Regions from separate parts of the Homo sapiens genome. Here region 1 is linked to region 2. A link is a contact called in ENCODE Hi-C or POLR2A ChIA-PET data. All regions are on one chromosome and are shown on one strand. Each heading gives the region's core, a stretch centred on a gene start or an enhancer-like site at or near the end of the contact. The rest is flanking DNA. Distances are from core to core; before and after follow the strand shown.

Evidence for each region. Hi-C counts contacts between places; a loop is a spot of excess contacts on that map. ChIA-PET counts read pairs that join two places held with the same protein, here RNA polymerase II (POLR2A). Pooled maps may share reads with other maps.
Region 1: a pooled map shows a loop between it and region 2 (2.7-fold over the local background). The contact joins the enhancer-like site here to the promoter of RNF208 in region 2. A Hi-C loop is called at or near these places in 2 of 50 pooled maps. POLR2A ChIA-PET finds 5 or more read pairs at or near these places in 2 of 52 experiments (HEK293 and endothelial cell of umbilical vein).

The regions. Positions count from the first base shown.
Region 1 is chr9:137,325,071-137,330,301 of GRCh38, forward strand. The region is part of intron 17 of EXD3 (exonuclease 3'-5' domain containing 3); the gene reads right to left. Among named protein-coding and RNA genes, the nearest start is that of NRARP, 25 kb to the left of the region's middle. Within about 2 kb of position 1,806, at least 3 of the 41 ENCODE cell types and tissues checked have a DNase peak (open chromatin) inside an H3K27ac peak, as active enhancers do.
Region 2 is chr9:137,220,673-137,225,925 of GRCh38, forward strand. RNF208 (ring finger protein 208) reads right to left here and starts at 1,568. Exons shown (of 2, transcript NM_031297.7): 1 at 1,317-1,568; 2 at 1-1,066. The coding sequence starts at 540. CYSRT1 (cysteine rich tail 1) reads left to right here and starts at 4,502. Exons shown (of 2, transcript NM_199001.5): 1 at 4,502-4,561; 2 at 4,942-5,253. The coding sequence starts at 4,950. RefSeq lists silencers at 1,121-1,170, 2,111-2,160, 2,471-2,820.

The sequences.
Region 1 (5,231 bases), core at 556-3,055, 100 kb after region 2:
ATATATTTTTAAAAGTGTATTTCCACACAGTCCACTGCAAAGGCCTAGAGACAAGACCCAATCCCATCGCCGGGAGTGCCCTGTACCCAAAACTGGTTTCTACATACATTTTACACTAAAAGGAGCCCGAGCTTTTTGGAGAAATGACTGATTCCAGATCTAAGGTAGAAATGCAGACAACGAGGCCGGAGCGTCTAGATGCTGCAGAAAGCAACAGTGAAGAGCCAAGTGTCACATCCAAGGACTCAGGAGCCAGCAGGGCTCCCACACCACAGGGGGGCAACATGCCAGCCAGGGAACAGGTGCGGAGGAGGACACGGGACACCTTTCCATGCATTCAGAATGGTTCCTTAAAATCATCAGTTAACTTTTTTTTTTTTGAGATGGAGTCTCACTGTGTCGCCCAGGCTGGAGTGCAGTGGCACAATCTCGGCTCACTGCAAGCTCTGCCTCCCGAGTTCAAGCGATTCTCATGCCTCAGCCTCCCAAGTAGCTGGGACTACAGGCATGCACCAGCACACCCAGCTAATTTTTGTATTTTTAGTAGAGACGGGGTTTCTCCATGGTGGCCAGGCTGGTCTCAAACTCCTGACCTCAGGTGATCTGTCTGCCTTGGCTTGCTAAAGTGCTGGGATTACAGGTGTGAGCCACCGCACCCGGCCAAATCGTTAGTTATCTTTAAGAGTGCAAGACCAACTCAAAAACATCAGAGCTAATACTATAAAACTCTTAGAAGAGGCTGGGCAAGGCGGCTCGTGCCTGTAATCCCAGCACTTTGGGAGGCTGCGATGGGTAGATTGCTTGAGTCCAGGAGTCCTAGACCAGCCTGGGCAACAGAGCAAAACCCCATCTCTGCAATAAATAAAAAAACTAGCCAGGCGTGCCTGTAGTCCCAGCTACTTAGGAAGTCGACGTGGGATGATCACCTGAGCCGGGAGGTCAAGGCTGCAGTGGGCCGTGTTTGCGCCATCAGACTCCAGCCTGGGCTACAAAGTGAGAACCTGTCTCAAAAAAAAAAAAAAAAAGACTCTTAGAAGAAGACACAGGGGAACACTTCCTGGCGCTGTATTTGGCCAGGATTTCTTCGATATGACACCGCAGCAAAGGCAGCAAAAGAAACACTGGAGCGACTGGACCCTCATTACAGTGAAATGTACACGTAGGACACTCTGGAGGAATAAAACACCTCAGGGTGGAGACGTCGGTATTTGCAAATCACGTATCTGACGAGGGGTTGATATCCAGAGTATAGGAGGAACCCTATAATTCAACAACAGAAAAGCAAATAATCCAGTTTAAAAATTGAAGGGCAGGGCACGGTGCCTTACGCCTGTAATCCCAATACTTTGGGAGGCTGAGGCGGGAGGATGGCCTGAGCCTGGGAGGCTGAGGCTGCTGTGAGCTGTGATCGTGTCACTGCACTCCAGCCTGGGTAACAAAGTGAGACCTTATCTCAAAAAGAAAAAAAACAGTTGGCAAAGGACTTAAATAGACACTTCTTCAAAGATATACGCGTGGCCAATAAGCACATGAAAAGATGCTCTACATTATTCGTCATGAGCGACATGCAAATAAAAACCACAGTGAGACATCACATCCATTAGGGTGGCCTTTATAAAAAAAAAGGGAAATAAATGTTGGTGGGATGTGGATAAACTGAACTCTCATGCGTCACTGGCGGGAAGGTAAATGGTGTGGCCGCCGTGGAAAACAGTGTGAAGGTTCCTCAAGAAGTTAAACACAGAGTCAGTAGAGGATTCAGCAGTTTCACCTTTAGCTGTATATGCAAAAGAACTGAAAGCAGGAACTCAAGCACATCCTCATACATCAGTGTTCGTAGCAGCCACATTCAAAAAAAAAAAGGAAGGACGTTCCGACACAGGCTACGTCGTGAATAAACCCTTACGACACGCCGAGTGAAAGATGCCAGATACAAATGGGCAGATACTATATGATTCCACGTCTACGAGGTACCTAGGACAGGTCAATTCATAGAGGCAGAAAGTGGAACAGTGGCCACCAGGGCTAGAAGGAGGGGAGGGGAGATAACTATTGGTACGGAGTCTTTTTTTTTTTTTTTTGAGACAGAGTCTTGCTCTGTCGCCCAGGCTGGAGTGCAGTGGCACGATCTTGGCTCACTGCAAGTTCTGCCTCCCGGGTTCACGCCATTCTCCTGCCTCAGCCTCCTGAGTAGCTGGGACTATAGGCGCCCTCCACCACGGCCCGCTGATATTTTGTATTTCTAATAGAGACAGGGTTTCACTATGTTAGCCAGGATGGTCTCGACCTCCTGACCTTGTGATCCGCCCGCGTCGGCCTCCCAAAGTGCTGGGATTACAGGTGTGAGCCACCGCGCCCGGCCAGTATGGAGTCTTTGGGATGATACCCAGTTCTGGAAAGGGGTGGTGGTGATGGATATGTGATACAGTGAATGTGCTAATGCCACTGAATTGTACACTTAAAAATGGTTAAAATGGTCAATTTCGTGTTATGTATGTTTTACCACAAAAAGAAAGAAAAAAAGGGAAACAGAAAGTAGTTACTTCGTGGTAATAACAAATATACACCCATATGATGAGTAAAAACAACCAATATATACCTATATGATGAGTAAAAAACTGATATACACTCATATGATGAGTAAAAACAACAAATATACACCCACATGATGAGTAAAAACAACTAATATACTCCCATAGGATGAGTAAAAACAACAAATATACACCCACATGATGAGTAAAAACAACTAATATACACCCATATGATGAGTAAAAACAACGAATATACTCCCACATGATGAATAAAAACAATGAATAAACACCCACATGATGAGTAAAAACAACTAATATACTCCCATATGCTGAGTAAAACAACTAATATACTCCTATATGATGAGTAAAAACAACTAATATACACCCATATGATGAGTAAAACAACTAATATACTCCCATATGATGAGTAAAAACAACGAATAAACACCCACATGATGAGTAAAAACAACTAACATACTCCCATATGATGAGTAAAAACAACTAATATACACCCATATGATGAGTAAAAACAACGAATAAACACCGACATGATGAGTAAAAACAACTAATATACACCAATATGATGAGTAAAACAATTAATATACTCCCATATGATGAGTAAAAACAACAAATATACACCCACATGATGAGTAAAAACAACAAATAAACACCCACATGATGAGTAAAAACAACGAATAAACACCCATATGATGAGTAAAAACAACTAATATACACTCATATGATGAGTAAAAACAACGAATAAACACCCATATGATGAGTAAAAACAACTAATATACACTCATATGATGAGTAAAAACAACTAATATACACTCATATGATGAGTAAAAACAACTAATATACACCTATATGATGAGTAAAAACAAAAGTAAAAACAAACACAACTGGTAAATAAAGTAAATATACGGGAAAAAACCAAAGGAAACGGGTCAAAGGGAAGAAACAGACTAGTTACACAGGAGCTACACGGGACTACACGGGACTACACGGGGCTACACGGGACTACACGGGACTACACGGGGCTACACGGGACTACACGGGACTACACGGGACTACACGGGGCTACACGGGACTACACAGGGTCACACGGGACTACACGGGACTACACGGGACTACACGGGGCTACACGGGACTACACGGGACTACACGGGGCTACACGGGACTACACGGGACTACACGGGGCTACACGGGACTACACAGGGTCACACGGGACTACACGGGACTACACGGGGCTACACGGGGCTACACGGGACTACACGGGACTACACGGGGCTACACGGGACTACACAGGGTCACACGGGACTACACGGGACTACACGGGGCTACACGGGGCTACACGGGGCTACACGGGAGCTACACGGGACTACACGGGGCTACACGGGGCTACACGGGGCTACACGGGAGCTACACGGGGCTACACGGGGCTACACGGGGCTACACGGGAGCTACACGGGACTACACGGGGCTACACGGGACTACACGGGGCTACACGGGGCTACACGGGGCTACACGGGAGCTACACGGGAGCTACACGGGGCTACACGGGGCTACACGGGAGCTACACGGGACTACACGGGGCTACACGGGGCTACACGGGACGACACGGGGCTACACGGGGCTACACGGGAGCTACACGGGGCTACACGGGGCTACACGGGAGCTACACGGGGCTACAGGGGGCTACACGGGGCTACACGGGACTACACGGGAGCTACACGGGGCTACACGGGGCTACACGGGACTACACGGGAGCTACACGGGAGCTACACGGGACTACACGGGGCTACACGGGGCTACACGGGGCTACACGGGAGCTACACGGGAGCTACACGGGGCTACACGGGAGCTACACGGGAGCTACACGGGACTACACGGGGTCACACGGGACTACACGGGACTACACGGGACTACACGGGGTCACACGGGACTACACGGGACTACACGGGACTACACGGGGCTACACGGGACTACACGGGACTACACGGGGTCACACGGGACTACACGGGACTACACGGGACTACACGGGACTACACGGGGCTACACGGGACTACACGGGACTACACGGGGTCACACGGGACTACACGGGACTACACGGGACTACACGGGACTACACGGGGTCACACGGGACTACACGGGACTACACGGGGTCACACGGGACTACACGGGACTACACGGGACTACACGGGGTCACACGGGACTACACGGGACTACACAGGAGCTACACAGGACTACACAGGACTACACAGGACTATGCAGGACCACACAGGAGCTATACAGGAGCTACACGGGACTACACAGGACTACACAGGACTACACAGGACTATGCAGGACCACACAGGAGCTATACAGGAGCTACACGGGACTACACAGGACTACACAGGAGCTACACAGGACTACACAGGACTACACAGGACTACACCGGAGCTACACGGGACTACACAGGAGCTACACAGGAACTACACAGGAGCTACACAGGGCTCCACAGGAGCTACACAGGAGCTACACAGGAGCTACACAGGAACTACACCGGAGCTACACAGGACTACACCGGAGCTACACGGGACTACACAGGACTACACAGGACTACACAGGAGCTACACAGGAACTACACAGGACTACACAGGAGCTACACAGGGCTCCACAGGAGCTACACAGGAACTACACAGGAACTACACAGGAGCT
Region 2 (5,253 bases), core at 318-2,817:
CTTGGGGCAGGACTCGTAGAGAATCTGCAGGCACTGCTCACACACAGAGTGCAGGCAGGACAGCACGCGGGGCCTCCGCTGGGTGACATTGTAGGAGTGCCCACAGGTGGGGCACTCCAGGGGCTCGCCTGCCGCCGCCGAAGAAGCCGCCGAGGCCGAGGGGCCAGGCCGAATCACGTACTGATTCACAATGACCTCATCCTCTGGGGCCACGCGGGGAAAGCCCAGCTCCGAGCTTCCCTTACGGGGCCGCCGTGGCAGTGGCGGGGTATGGGGTGCCCCTTCCAAGGCAGGCATGTCCCCCCCACAGGCCTGGTTGACAATGATCTCTGTGTCTGAGGGCCAGGCACGCTTGGGTGCCAGAGTTGGGGTGGGCCGGGGAGCAGGCGGGAAGCAGGGGGCAGCCGGTAGCTCAGGGAACTTTTCAGGGTGGACAATCTTCATGGCCTCCATCTTGAGGATGACATGGGGACCCTTCAGGCAGGACATGAGGAGGCCCGGCCAGCCACTGCCCGCCTCGGGCCCGGGGTCAGAGGGCATCCGGCTGTCTCCAGTCAGACTGGATGTTCGGGTGGGTGGGGGCGTTGTGTGGGGCTGGGGGGCAGGTGACAGGGCAGCATCCTGGTCCCGCCAGGCCTGGGGGGGGCCCCGGACGGCCCGTGGACTCCTAGGGACAGCCGGCGAGAGTTGGGGGTGCAGGGCCCCCCCCAGTGGCCACAGTGGCTTCTCTGGTCCAGTCCTGGGAGGAGGAGGAAGGGGTGGGGGAGGGGGAGGCAGGCGGGGGCAGGGAGGGGTGGGAGGCTGCCCTGGGCTGGGGGTCTGGCCCAGGGTCTCACCCAGGGTCTCTGGCTGCTGAGGCTGGCGAGGGGGCGCGGGGGGGGCTCCCCCTGCAGCCGAGGTCAGCAGGCCGCGGGCCGGGACATCGGGGCAGGCAGGGGCTGGGTGGGCCCCATGGCTCCAGGACAGGGCGCCCAGGGAAGGCAGCTAGCCGAAGCGCTGGCTGCAGGAGGACCGGGGCGGCAGGCTCCGCGGCAGGAGCAGAGGCGAGGCCTGGGCCAGGCCTGAGCTGCAGGTGAGAGACGGCATGAGGGCAGTGCCCCGGCCACCCCCACCCTAGCCCTCGCCCTGCACAAAGGACCGGGCGCCCGACCTCTGACCCTGACCTCAGCCGTGGGATCCCGACCTCCGCGGGCCTCAGAACCCAACCCCCTCCCCGGTCCCCGCCTCCAAGGCCAGACGCACCTTCCCGAGGGCCGACCCCCGTCGCGTGGGGAGGGGCGCTGAGTCCGCCCCCGGCCCCCGCCCCCTGCGCTCACCTGCCCCAGCCTGGCGTCCCGGCCGCGCGCCGCCGCCGCAGAGGTTGTCTCAAAGGCAGGCCCGGACGCGGCGCCCGCGCCTCGGCCCGGCAGCTCGGGGGGCTCCGGCGGCTCCGGCGGCGGCCGCAGCGACCTCAGGCGATGGCGGGGCCCGGGCGGCACCGAGGGGCGCGGGCGCGGGCGTGGGGCGCGGGGCGCGGGTTTCGGCACGGCGGCGACGGCGGCAGGTGCGTGCGGAGCGTGGCGCGCTCTGCGGCGGAGGCGCGGGGACCGCAGTGCGCGCGGCGCCCGCCCGCGCCCGCAGCGCCACCCCCCGTCTGGGGACCCGCGCGGGGTCCGCGGGGCGGGGCCAGCCTCCCGGCCGCCCCTCGGTCCGCTCCCGGCGTCGCTCTCGCCCGCGGACTGCGTGGGGGGCAGGACCCCCGCGTCGCCCCCAGTTCTCTCCAGGCTGATCCTGGGTCCTGGTCAAGCCCCCGCCCCCCCAGATTCAGGAGGAGAATCCGGCTGTTCTCCTCCCTCACAGTAGGAGGCCTCAGGACTCTGGAGTGAGAGGGAGGGGACCTGCGCGGAGGATCCCAGGGGAGCTGGTTCCAGGGCCCACCGGTGCCTTCCCCCGTCCCCGGCCCCCCGCCCCATGGGAAGGCCCCGAGTCCTCCAGCTCCGCCTGTGCCCGGTGCCGTAGCTCAGATAGATCGCTGTGACTCTAAGGGGCAAGAGCGGGGCGGGCGGAGCGGATCAGAAGGCCGAGGCCGGTGGACGGACGGGTCCGGTGGGAGTGCGCGAAGGACAGGCTGGCAGCCCAGTGCGGGGTGGAGGCGGCCCTGAGGACCGCACCTGCCCGGACAGGGTGGCCCCTGGCACTCCAGCGCGCAGGCCCGGGCCTCTCCGCTTCCTCACCCGGGGCTTCCCTGCCCTCCTGGGTCCGCCTTCTGCCTGTGGAGCCCTCGGGCTTGCTGGTCACCGTGAGGCAGGGGACCAGGGCTTCGAGGGCCTCCGCTGCCACGCTGTGACCAGCTCTGGCCCCGCACCTGGCCCTGGACATCCTGGCCTCCTTCAGCTCCTCTCTCCGCTGGACTGGCCAGACCGCACCTGCTCTAGGCAGAGCCCCAGGGCCTGCAGAGTGCTGAGCCCAGAGGGGACGGTGCCGCTGGTGCGGGAGCTCGCGTGGGCAAAACAGGCTGGAGGAGCAGCCCTGCGCATAGGGTCTGGCTTGGCCCCTCTGTGGGGCCTCGGGCGAGTGTCACTCAGAAGAGCAATAGGGAGAGGTGTGCGGGTGACAGGGGCGCTGCTGGAGGGGTCCTTACGGGGCCCTGGCAAGATGGTGGGGCAACTGAGGCAGCCTGGGCCTGGGGAGGGCCGGGAGCCCAGCTCCGCCGCAGACTCTGCTCACCGACCCGGCGTGCGCCCGAGGAAGCACCAGGCCGCAGGCCCCGCCCCCTCAGCGAGACCCCACCCCGTAGGGGATGAGATCCCGCCCCCGCCACGAGGCCCCGCCCCCCAGGCCAGGCCTTTTCAGACCCGCCATTCAGAGCTGGAGAACCCCAAGCCGAGTATTGGTCACATCCGAACCGGGTCTTTCGGGAAACCCCGGAGCGCGTGGGCTTCTGGGCAATAATATTTCCACGGCCGGTTCCTGCCTTGTTTGCGCATGCGCCATAGGCGCCACTCAAGTGGCAGGCAGGGAGGTGGGCGGGACTTCCGGCGCCTGCGCAGTGGACTTCCGTCGCCGGCCTCTCAAGTTTTGGGTCCCCAGGAGCACCCAGTTCTCCCCAAATCGGGGCCGGGTTGCCTGAACTCATGTCCCGACCGGTCTGACTGGCCCTACACAGGCCACGTCTGACTGGAACCCGCCCTTCCTGGTGCTCCCCTGGGCCCCAAGGGCCCCACTGCCGTGGGTCGTCCCCGCGGCACTCGCCAGTGCCCGCTGCACCCCTGCCTGCGCCGGTGCAGATGGAGCCTGGGTTCGGCTGGAGGCGGGGGGCCCAAGGTGGGGACGCTGGGGGGGCGCGTGTGGCCCCCACGCCCGCCAGCCAGAGGGTAACTGCAGTTTGAGAAATGAGCTAAAAATGTCAGTAGTGTCTAAAGCCCGTGTCACTGATTGTAAGATAAGACCTGTGACAAAACGTGCAAATCAAACATTTTTTATCAGTGAAAAAAGCAGAAAAGCCACTGGGCACGCTGGCTCACGCCTGGAATCCAGCACTTTGGGAGGTGGAGGCAGGCGGATCACTTCAGTCCAGGAGTTTGAGATGAGCCTAGGCAACATAGTGAGACCTACATCTCTATAAAGAATTAGCCGGCGTGGTGGTGCACCTGTAGTCCTTCCAGCTACTCAAGAGGCTGAGGTGGGAGGATCACTAGAGCCCAGGAGGTTGAGGCCGCAGTGAGCCAGATCATGCCACTGCACCCCAGCCTGGATGGCAGAGTGAGACCCTGTCTCAAAAATCGGCCGGGCGCGGTGGCTCACGCCTGTAATCCCAGCATTTTGGGAGGCCAAGGCAGGCGGATCACCTGAGGTCAGGAGTTGGAGACCAGTCTGGCCAACATGGTGAAACCCTGTTTCTACTAAAAATACAAAAAATTAGCCAGGCGTGGTGGTGGTTGCCTGTAATCCCAGCTACTCGGGAGGCTGAAGCAGGAGAATCGCTTGAACCCGGGAGGCAGAGGTTGCAGTGAGCCGAGATCGCGCAGCTGCACTCCAGCCTGGGCAACAGAGCAAGACTCCATCTCAGAAAAGAAGCAGAAAGCCTCCAAGAGCCAATGGCTCTCAAGCATCTTGGTCTCTGCTAAGAAGAGGCTCAGAGGCTTAGAAGCCCTGCCTCGCCGGGGCTTTGAGGTGTGTGAGCAATGGCTGGGGACTGCAGGCCCGGGAATCTGAGGGCCTCACCCCACTTCCTTTCCAGAGCCGTGACCTCAGGCTCACCTCCTGCCCTCCTCTCAGGCAAGCTGCAGATGCCCTTTAGGGCCCAGGCCATGCCCCGGATGTGAGGGGCTGAGTCACTGGTTTGGCAGTGCCCCTCAGAGCCCAGGCCTGGGCTGCCACCCACCTGAGGACGAGGGCTGGGCCAGCTGTCGTGCTCCAGTTGCTGGGGCCTCTTGGGATCTTGGGAACCCCATCTCTGAGCCCCGCCCCATGGCCCCGCCCCTCCCAAGGAGGGAAAAGGCGGCTGCCAGTCGCTCAACTCAGGCACTGGGACCTAGAGCTCAGAAGACCGAGAGGACAGACTGCCGTGTTGCCACCACAGGTAAGCCCTTGGCCGCCGGGACTGCCCTGAACTCAGGGGCACTGCAGGGTCAGCCCCCTTCTCTCCCATCTCTCAGCCTCCCCGACCCCATTCCCAGCTCCATCCCAGGACCAATGCCACCAGGGGAGGGGGAGGATCCCTGGCAGGGGTGGCAGCTGGGAGACACCGGCCCTTGCTGCTTGCTCACACTTGGCTCACACCCATGACACTAGCCTTGCACACACATTTGGAGGTGATGGCACCCCGGCACTGATGCCTTGGGGATGCTGAGCTTGGACGAGGCACGCTGCTCCTGGTGGGGGCTTTCCTGGGCCGCAGGCTCGTGGGCAGCCATCCCACTCCACTGAGTTCATGTCTGTCTTCTCTGCCCACCCCTGCAGGCTGGACCATGGACCCCCAAGAGATGGTCGTCAAGAACCCATATGCCCACATCAGCATCCCCCGGGCTCACCTGCGGCCTGACCTGGGGCAGCAGTTAGAGGTGGCTTCCACCTGTTCCTCATCCTCGGAGATGCAGCCCCTGCCAGTGGGGCCCTGTGCCCCAGAGCCAACCCACCTCTTGCAGCCGACCGAGGTCCCAGGGCCCAAGGGCGCCAAGGGTAACCAGGGGGCTGCCCCCATCCAGAACCAGCAGGCCTGGCAGCAGCCTGGCAACCCCTACAGCAGCAGTCAGCGCCAGGCCGGACTGACCT